Regions from separate parts of the Homo sapiens genome. Here region 2 is linked to region 1. A link is an interaction called in ENCODE POLR2A ChIA-PET data of the cell type or tissue named here. Cell type or tissue: GM12878. All regions are shown on one strand.

Evidence for each region. Peaks named below come from ENCODE experiments on the same cell type or tissue, not always from the same donor. Only the 100,000 strongest peaks of a DNase experiment are listed, where the experiment ranks them.
Region 2: POLR2A ChIA-PET joins it to region 1 with 5 read pairs; 1 of 35 experiments calls an interaction of 5 or more read pairs at or near these places.

The regions. Positions count from the first base shown.
Region 1 is chr15:42,008,399-42,013,398 of GRCh38, forward strand. The region is part of intron 2 of PLA2G4E (phospholipase A2 group IVE); the gene reads right to left. Among named protein-coding and RNA genes, the nearest start is that of PLA2G4E, 10 kb to the right of the region's middle. In GM12878, no CTCF peak of the experiment used is centred here; a DNase peak (open chromatin) is centred at 2,323; H3K27ac peaks cover 606 bases.
Region 2 is chr15:42,628,310-42,633,309 of GRCh38, forward strand. All of the region lies in intron 3 of STARD9 (StAR related lipid transfer domain containing 9), which reads left to right. Among named protein-coding and RNA genes, the nearest start is that of STARD9, 55 kb to the left of the region's middle. In GM12878, no CTCF peak of the experiment used is centred here; no DNase peak of the experiment used is centred here; H3K4me3 peaks cover 307 bases; H3K27ac peaks cover 1,061 bases.

The sequences.
Region 1 (5,000 bases):
CAGGAACCCCCATCTCCATATGGCTTAATGCCTCCACTGCATCCAGCCAGGCTCTTCTTACCTATCCTGATCTGCAGCATCAGGTTATGGCCCAAGAAACCCTCCCCTCTGTGGCCACATACTTCTTTTTCATTCTAAATGAACAACCCAAGTGTGATGTTGCTGGATATGCTCTGGAGAAGGGACAGAGGCTTTGACCCCAACAAGCCCTCCCAAAATGACAGAAGGTCTCCTAAGTCTTCCACCTGGAGCAACAGAAGGGATAGGGTGAAAATAGTAGCCCAGACTGGCTCCCTGCTCTAGTCTACCTGGGAGGAGGGAGGCAGAGGGGCCATGACTGCCCCTGTCACTCTCCTGGCAGTTGGTGAGGGTGAGGCCCAGGGTACACACCAGATACATAGGAAATGGTGAAAGCCAGCAGTTTCCAGTGTCAGAGAGTCCTCTCGATGGTAAAGCTGGCAGGAGGATGGGAGTTCTACACTGGTAGGACTGATTCAAACTAGTTTTTAATTATTAATAGTCACTGATGAGAGTGGAGCCAGGGCTTTCTTCGCCCTGCGTTGTCACCACACTGAAAGGTTTATCAGAATCAACAGCCCTGATCTAAATCACAGGTGTTCCTAGCTTCTGATTTCATCCCTGAAGTCTGGTTAATCTTTGAGGCCTCATCATCCAGTGAATTGGAATTCACAGCCCTCCTCCTATTGAAGAAAGGTGAGATGACACTCTCTTTTAGATGTCATGATAATCACTTAATCCAGACAAAAAGAATGATTGAAACCCAACAGAATCAAAAGAAAATGATGACCTCATCAACCTACTCTTCCCTTCTATGCTCAACCTGCTCTTCCTTATCATCACTCAGGTGTCCAGGCCAGAAATCAGTGTCATCCTTGACTCTCACATTCAGTTGATTTAACCCTTTGTCTCTCTCAGGACCCCCAACTTCTCATCTGCCCTGCCACTGCCCTGGTGTAGACCACCATAATCTCTGAGGCCACTTCCCAGATAGGCTTCCCATCTCCTGTCTTGCCCCACTCTAATCTTTTCTCCAAAGAGAAGCCACAAGGAGCTTTTTAGATATGACCATGCCATTCCCCAGTTCGAGATCCTCCAGGGGCTCCCTTCTGCCCTCAGGAAGGAGTCCCAGCCACTCAAAGTGGCTGACCCTGCTCACTTCCCCAGCCTCAGTCTCATCTCTCCACCCTCCCTAATACCCCACCCCTGCCCTGTGTGTGCGAGCATGTGTATGTGTGCACACATGTACATTCACACACATTTACACACATACGCATTCACTCAAACTTACACACACGCACTCACCGTTTAGACTCCAGCCAAACACAGTCACTTGTATTCAAAACTGCCTTTGCACATGTAGCTCCCTCTGCCCAGAACACTCTTCCACTTTCACCCACCCTTCTCCTTGCTAGCCCCTTGGGACTTCAGTAGGAACCTCCTCTGGAAGCTTTCCCTGAGCACCCAAGTCTGGACCAGGTACCCCAGAGCCCAGAGTCCTCTGTTCCTCTCCTGGGGAGCACCCCTATGCTGCTCTGCAACAACAGGTGGACTCATCTGTCTCCATCACACTGTGGCCACAGGATACAGGTACAGATACATCACTGCAGATACAGGTCAGAGGTCAGTGTGTCTCATTGCTCTGCTGATAGGGAGACTCACCAGGAACCTGCTCAGCCCTCTTGAACCCTTCCCTTGGCTTTTCCAGAACACTGGCCCCCCCACCCCGGGCCTGGACCACACCCTTCAGGTCTGTCTCCGGTACGCTGGGAGCCTGCAGGCAGGGTGCCAGCTCTATACCTACTGGTTCTGTAATGCACTTGGCGCGCATGATTTGATGGACCCTGTAAGAGCCCCTTCCCTCTAAAATTGTTTTCCTGTCATTCGTCCATGCCTAAAATTCTCCGATAAAGCCCATTAAATAAAAACTCAGTATTTTTGGCCTAAGGCTTAAATGTCTAGTTAAGATAAAGAAATATTCCTGGCAGAGACAAGATTGATCAGACACCCACATTCCAAGCATTAGTTTTTCAGTTCTTTTGCAGAGAGCTGCTTCCCCTGTCCACCCCCAGCAATGAATGGTTAGGCAACGGTGACCTGGTTCTGAGAATTTCATGGACTATGGGGATTTCCTAGGCACAGATAAGTTCTAATCCTTGTTCCTAGTGGAGTGACAGAGGGCTTGGTCATCTGAATGACATGTCTCCTTTCCTGGAATGTGGGTGGCAGAGATGACTCAATCATCTCTATAGATGTTCAGAACTTTGTCTCTCTAATACCTCTGGAGACACCTGTCTGATATCCCTTGGGGTGCTGGTTTCAGTTTTAATTTCTCAAGAGAAACAAAAACTCCTGACAACTGGGAGGTTTCTAGGCCTGATTGTCTCTCAGTCCTGGCCCAAGGCTCTTTCAGTTATCGAGGAGTCAGCCCTGAATCTTGAGTATTCACTGCCATTTGGCCTCTTGGAAACTTTAGGAGACTCAGGCACAAGTTACAAGACTAAATGGAAGTGCTGTTTATTTTGGATTCAAACTAGAAGGAAAAAATTTGGGACAAGGGTAACCCAGGACCTAAAAGACATCGGGATAGTCTTAATCTAACCCAGGCAAGGTAGCAACACAGCCCAGCCTGCAGCAACTGTGGAATCCAGACCAGACATGACTGGGGTTGGCACCCCGAGATGCCACATGTGCCTTCCGCCTTGTTCTTCGGGGAAATGAGGAAAACGTAAGCAACAGGGGGGTTTCCAAAGAGGGCCAGGTATCGCCCAAAGGCAGCCTGTCTGCCCAAGGGGCATGTAGGGAAGGGAGGAGGCTTGTAGAGCCAGACTACAGCCTGTTTCTCTAGCTGCCTGCTCTTCCTCACACCCCGTCACCTGCTGAGTGACAGGTGTGGCAGGAAGAAGACAGAAGAAAGGACCCTGGACAGTGGGAAGTCTGAGCATGCAGGTGCAGGCATGCATGGGGGCATGCAGCCAGGTGACTGGAGAGGCTGGGACAGACACACCTCAAAAGGAGTTGGAGGGCTGGGCATAGTGGTTCACGCCTGTAATCCCAGCATTTTGGGAGACTGAGACAGAGGATCACTTGAGCCCAGAAGTTCGAAACCAGCTTGGGCAACATGGTGAAACCCTGTCTCCACAAATAATTTTTTTTTTTTAAAGTTAGCCAGGTGTGGTGGCCCATGCCTGTAGTCCCAGCTACTTGGCAGGCTGAGATGGGAGGATCACCTGAGCCCAGGAGGTCGAGGCTGCAGTGAGATGAGATTGAGCCACTGCACTCCAGCCTGGGCAACAGAGTGAGACTCTGTCTCAAAATAAAATAAAAATAAAAATAAAAATAAAAAGCAGAAGGGGTTGGAGGAAGGTAAGCACTGCTGTGGATATGTGGGAGCTGGGTTGTCCCAAGGATGAGGGTGAACTCTGCCCAAGAGTGGGAAAGTGTCTGAGTGACCACCGTGGCATGGACAAGAAAGGCAAGAGAGGTGGCCACGTCCTGGATCCAGAGGACACTCCCTGGATCCTCAAATCATTCACCGATAGGCTGGGAAAGACCCCAAGAAGCTTGAGGAAAAGTCCCTGGCCCTTTGGTTGGCCACTTGGCAGACACAGACCCAAACTGGAGGCTACTGGAGCCACTCCTGCTGGCGCAGGCTCTGGACACATTGCCCTCCAGAGGCTCTGTCTCTGGAATCCTGCTTGGTCCCTTTGCTGTCTCTGGGGCTCAGGGCCCTCCCACACTTATCCATTCACACTCAGCCCTGCATTGGAGTGACAGCTTCCTACAAGTTCCCAGACTCTCCGCACCTGCACTCTAGCACAAGCTGCATACAAGGCCTCAGGAAGTCATGCAATCTCTTCCTCAAGACCCCAGGTACCCCAACACTTTGAAGGCATCCAATCCCTCCTCTGCCTCACTTCCTGGTTCTCCATACCTGGCTTGTCTCCTCTCTTGCCACACTCTCCACACCTGGGACCAGACCCTACTTCCCTCTTAGGCAATCATTAACCTCTTGTTGCAAAATGGGCCTCCAGGGCCTCTCCTCAAGTTGCTGGGAGCATCGGGTAGTGTGTGGATGTCTGGCTACAGGTCAGCCAGGCAGGTGCTCAGGGGGTGTGGCTCCCCTCCCTCAGGACAGCCTCTCCCCAAGATCGGGCTCCCAAGGCCTCTGGATACTCAGGTCCTGCCCCTCTCAGACCCCAGGCTCTCTGTGCAGCCTTTCTTGGCCACTCCCAGCTCTCATTGTTCTCCTCTGCCTCTAAACTCCCTGGTGACAAGATGGGAACGTTGTTATTCTATAACTGCTTTGGACATAGATAGCTCCTCTTGTTAAAATGTACACTCAATCTCAGGGCTCTGTGTCTTCTCTGCCCCTCTCAGGCCCTCCCTAGCCTTTCGGGATCCCTGTGGCGCTTGAGTCATTCCTGTGTGGTTACCGGTGAGCAGGGATGCTCCCCACCTGTGGGGCCTGGATATACAGCTTTTTCCCCCTTGGGGGCCAACTTCCCCTCTGGATGGGGCCAGGGGTGGGCAGTGTGGGAGGGGCTTTCAGTTCTCCTGATCTCTTAAAATGCCACCCAAAGACAGGGGTGGGGAGGATTCTGCCCACTGAGATGCCTCCATTGGCCCCCGTGGCCTGGAAATGCAGCAGGCTCTGGGATGAGGGGGGAGGTTAGGGCTGCCAGGAAACAGCACTGCACAAACAGTGCTGCTAAGTCAAGCCACATCCATGGGCTGAACTGTAGAACTGGGTGCTGTGGACTCTGGCATGGTCCCCAGAGCCCAGTTTCAGATCTTTGTCTTGAGAAGGGGCTCTGGGAGTCACCTGGCAGCTGGCTCCACGATGCCTAAGTGCCTCTCCTTCCACTTCACCCCAACAGGCCCTAACCGAAAGGAGGAGCAAGGAGTGCTCCGTGTGGGCAAAGCGGGTGCTCTTGGAAATCGATTCCAGGAAGAGAGAGTGGGGAGGAGACAGAGGGCGA
Region 2 (5,000 bases), 620 kb after region 1:
TTATGTATTCTGGTTATTAATCCTTTGTCAGATGGATAGTTTGCAGATATATTCGCCTGTTCTGTGGGTTGTCACTTCACTTGGTTGATTGTTTCCTTTGCTATGCAGAAGCTTTTTAACTTGATGTGATCCCATTCATCCATTTTTGCTTTAGTTGCCTGTGTTTCTGGTGTATTATTCAAGAAATCTATGCCCAGACCTATGTCCTGGAGAGTATTCTCAGTGTTAATGTTTAGTAGTTTCATAGTTTGAGGTCTTAGATTTAAGTCCTTAATCCATTTTGATTTGATTTTTATATAAGGTGAGAGATAGGGGTCAAGTTTCATTCTTCTGCATGTGGATATCCAGTTTTCCCAGCACCATTTGTTGAAGAGACTGTCTTCTCCCCTGTGTATGTTTTGGCACCTTTGTCAAAAATGAGTTCACTGTGGTGTGTGGATGTCTTTCTGGGTTCACTGTTTTGTTCTATTGGTCTGCGTGTCTGTTTTTATGCCAGTACCGTGCTGTTTTGGCTACTGTAGCTCTGTAGTATAATTTGAAGTACGGTAATATGATTCCTTCAGTTTTGTTCTTTTTGCTCAGGATGGCTTTGGCTATTCTGGGTCTTCTGTGGTTCAATAAAAATTTTAGGATTGTTTTTTCTATTTCTGTGAAGAATGTCATTGGTATTTTGGTAGAGATTGCAAGTATTTCTCATACTACCCCAGTTAAATTTCTTTTTTTTCCCCAAGACAGTCTCTTGCTCTGTTTTCCAGGCTGGAGTGCAGGGACGTGATCATTGCTCACTGTAGCCATGACCTCCTGGGTGCAAGCAATCCTCCCACCTCAGCCTCCCAAGTAGCCAGGACTATAGGTATACACCACTACACCCTGCTAATTTTGTTTATTTTTTGTAGAGACAAGGTCTCACCATGTTGCCAGGCTGATATTCAACTCTTGCACTCAAGGGATCTTCTTCCTCAGCCTCCTAAAGTGCTGGGATTACAGGCCTCAACCACTGTGCCTGGCCTATAGTTTTCATTGTAGAGGTCTTTCATTTTGGTTAAGACTATTCCTAGGTATCTTATTTGTAGCTATTGTAAATGGGATTGCATTCTTGATTTCTTTTTCAGATTGTTCTCTGTTAACATATAGAAATGCTACTGATTTTTGTATGTTGATTTTGTATCTTGCAAGTTTACTGAATTTGTTTATGAGTTCTAACAGGTTTTTGGTGGAGTCTTTAGGTTTTCCCAAATATATCATCTGCAAACAGGGATAATTTGACTTCTTCCTTTCCAATTTGAATGCTTTTTCTTTCTTTCTCTTGTCCGATTGCTCTAGCTAGGACTTCTACATTGAATAACCGTGGTGAAAATGGGCATTGTTGTCTTATTCCAGATCCTAGAGGGAAAGGCTTTCAGTTTTTTCCTGTTCAGTCTGATACTAGCTGTGGATCCCTTCTTGTATATGGCTTTTATTGTGTTGAGGTATGTTCCTTGTGTACCCAGTTTCTCAAGGGTTTTTTTTTCTCATAAAAAGGATGTTGAATTTTATCAAATGCTTTTTCAACAATAGTTTAAATGATCATATGGTTTTTGTCCTTCATTCTGTTGACATGATGTATCACATTCATTGATTTGCATATGTTGAGTCATCCTTGCATCCCTAGGATAAATTCCACTTGGTCACGATAAATGATCTTTTTTTTCTTTTTTTTTTTTTTTTTTTGTGAGACTGAGTCTCACTCTGTCGCCCAGGCTGGAGTGCAGTGGTGCAATCTTGGCTTACCGCAACCTCCATCTTCTGGGTTCAAGTGATTCTCCTGCCTCAGCCTCCCAAGTAGCTGGGACTACAGGTGCGTGCCACTACACTCAGCTAATTTTTTGTATTTTTAGTAGAGACCAGGTTTCACCACGTTAGCCAGGATAGTCTCGATCTCCTGACCTTGTGATCTCCCTGCCTCGGGCTCCCAAAGTGCTGAGATTACAGGTATGAACCACCACGCCCAGCCTGAATGATCTTTTTCACATGTTGTTGAATTTGGTTTGCTGGTATTTTGTTGAAGATTTTTGCATCAATGTTCATCAGGGATATTAGCCTGTAATTTTCTTTTTTTGATGTATCTTTATGTGGTTTTGGTATCAGGGTAATACTGGCCTTAAAAGATGAGTTTGCAAGTATTCCCTTTTTCATTTTTTTGGAGTAGTTTTAGTAGGATTGGTATTAGTTCTTTAAATGTTTGGTAAAATTCAGCAGTGAAGCTGTCAGGTTCTGGGGTTTTCTTTGCTGGGAGATTTTTATTACAGCTTCATTACTTGTTACTGTTCTATTCAGGTTTTGGATTTCGTCATGGTTCAATTTTGGTAGATTGCATGTGTCTAGGAATTTATCCATTTCTTTCTAGGTTTTCCAATTTATTGGTATATAGTCATAGTAGTCTCTAATGGGACTTTGGATTTCTGCAGTGTCAGTTGTAATGCTTCCTTTTTCATTTCTGATTTTATTTATGTGAGTCTTCTCTTTTTTTCTTCATCTGTCTAAAGGCTTATCGATTTTATCTTTTCAAAATACCAACTTTTCATTTTTATTGATCTTTTGTATTGCTTTTTTCATTTCAATTTCATTTATTTCTGCTCTAAGTTTTTTTCTTCTGCTCATTTTGTGTTTGATTCGCTCTTACTTTTCTAGCTCTTTTTTTTTTTTAATTAAAAAAATAGAAATGGAGTCTTACTATATTGCAAGAGTTTATAGAGCTTGAGCCCAGGCTAGTCTTGAACTCCTGGGCTCAAGTGATCTTCTTGCCTTGGCCTCCCAAAGTGCTGGGATTACAGACATGGACCACCATGCCTGGCCACTTTTCTAGTTTTTAAGATGCATTATTAGGTTATTTGAAGTTTTTCTACTTTTTTGATATAGATGCTTATTGCTGTAAACTTTTCTCTTAGTAGTACTTACACTGTATCCCATTTGTTTCTTCTGTTTCCGTATCCATTTGTTTCAAGAAATTTAGGCCAGGCATGGGGCTTACACCTGTAGTCCTAGTACTTTGTGACGCCAAGTTGGGCAGACTGCCTGAGCTCAGGAGTTCAAGACCAGCCTGGGAAACATGGTGAAACCCTGTCTCTACTAAAATACAAAAAAAACCAGGCGTGGTGGTGTGCGCCGGTAGTCTCAGCTACTTGGGATACCAGGGCATGAGAATTGCTTGAACTCGGGAGGGAGAAGTTGCAGTGAGCTGAGATGACGCCATTGTACTCTAGTCTGGGTGACAGAGCGAGATTCCGTCTCCAAAAAAAAAAAAGAAATTTTAAAATTTTCTTCTTATTTTGTTCAGTGGCCTAGTGGTCATTCAGGAGCATGTTGTTTAATTTCCATGTGTGTGTATGGTTTCCAAAATTCCTCTTGTTATTGATTTCTAATTTTATTCCATTGTGGTAATAGAAGATAGTTGATATGATTTCAGCTTTTTGGAATTGTTTTATTATTTATTTTTATTTATTTTTTCCTTAACCCACCTTTCAGGAAGATTTTTTTTTTAAATTATTTAAGATGTGTTTTGTGGCCGAACATATGGTCTATTCTTGAGAATGATCCATGTGCTGAGGAGAAGAATGTGTATTCTGCAGCCATTGGATGAAATGTTCTGTAAATATCTATTAGTTCCATTTGGTTTACAGTGCAGATTAAGTCCAACATTTCTTTGTTGATTTTCTGTCTGAATGATCTTTCCAATGCTGAAAGTGGGGTGTTGAAGTCTCCAGCTATTACGGTATTGAGGTCTCTCTCTCTTTAGCTCTAATAATATTTGCTTTATATATATCTGGGTGATCCAGTGTTGGGTACATATATATTTATAATTGTTACATCCTTTTGCTGAATTGACCCCTTTCTGATTATATAATGACCTTTGTCTCTTTTAAGTTTTTGTCTTGAAATCTATTTTTTCTGATACACATGTAGCTACTTCTCTTTTTTGGTTTCCATTTGCATGGGTTATCTTTTTCTCTCCCTTTGTTTTCAGTGTATATGTGTCTTTATAGGTGAAATGTGTTTCCTGTAGGCAGCAGATTGTTGGGTCTTGTTTTTTAAATCCATTTAACTCTGTCTTTTGATTGGAGAGTTTAGTCCCTTTACATTCAAAGTTATTATTGATGAGTAAGGACTTCTGCCATTTTGTTATTTGTTTTCTGGTTGTTTTGTGGTCTTTTCTTCCCTCTTTCTTTTCTTCCTGTCTTCCTGTTTTGTGAAGGTGATTTTCTCTGGTGACATGTTTTAATTTCTTTTTATTTTTTGTGTATCTTTTGTAGGTTTTTTGATTTGAGGTTACCATAAGGCTTGCAAATAACCCATTCGTTTAAACTGATGACAACTTAACACTGATTATTAAAACAAATAAACTAACAAAGAGAAAACTAATAAAAATGTCTGTAATCCTAGCTACTCAAGAGGCCGAGGCGAGATGATCCCTTGAGCCCAGGAGTTTGAAGCTGCAGTAAGCTATGACTGTGCCACTGCACTTCAGCCTAGCTGACAGGATAAGACCATGTCTCAAGAAAAAAATAAATAAAGAGCCAGACACAGTGGCGCACACCTGTAATCCCAGCACTTTGGGAGGCTGAAGTACGTGGATCACTTGAGTCCAGGAGTTCAGTACCAGTCTGGGCAACATGGGGAGACCTGTCTCTACAAAAATACAAAAAAATTAGCTGGGCATGGTGATGCACACCTGTAGTTCCAGCTGCTGGGGGGCCAAGGTAGGGAGATCGTTTGAGCCCAGGAGGTCAAGGCTGTGGTAAGCCAAGATTGTGCCACTGCACTCCAGCCTGGGGGACAGAGCAAGACCCTGTCTCAATTAAAAAAAAAAAAAAGAACAGGGAGTGTAGTCTTGAGTTAGCAGCTCCTTTGTCCCTAATTACGTGTATTACTTTGTTTAATCTTCACAACAAACCTGTATTACAGATACAAAAATAAACATTTTATACCTAAAGAAACTGAAGTTTACAAAGTTTAAGTAACTT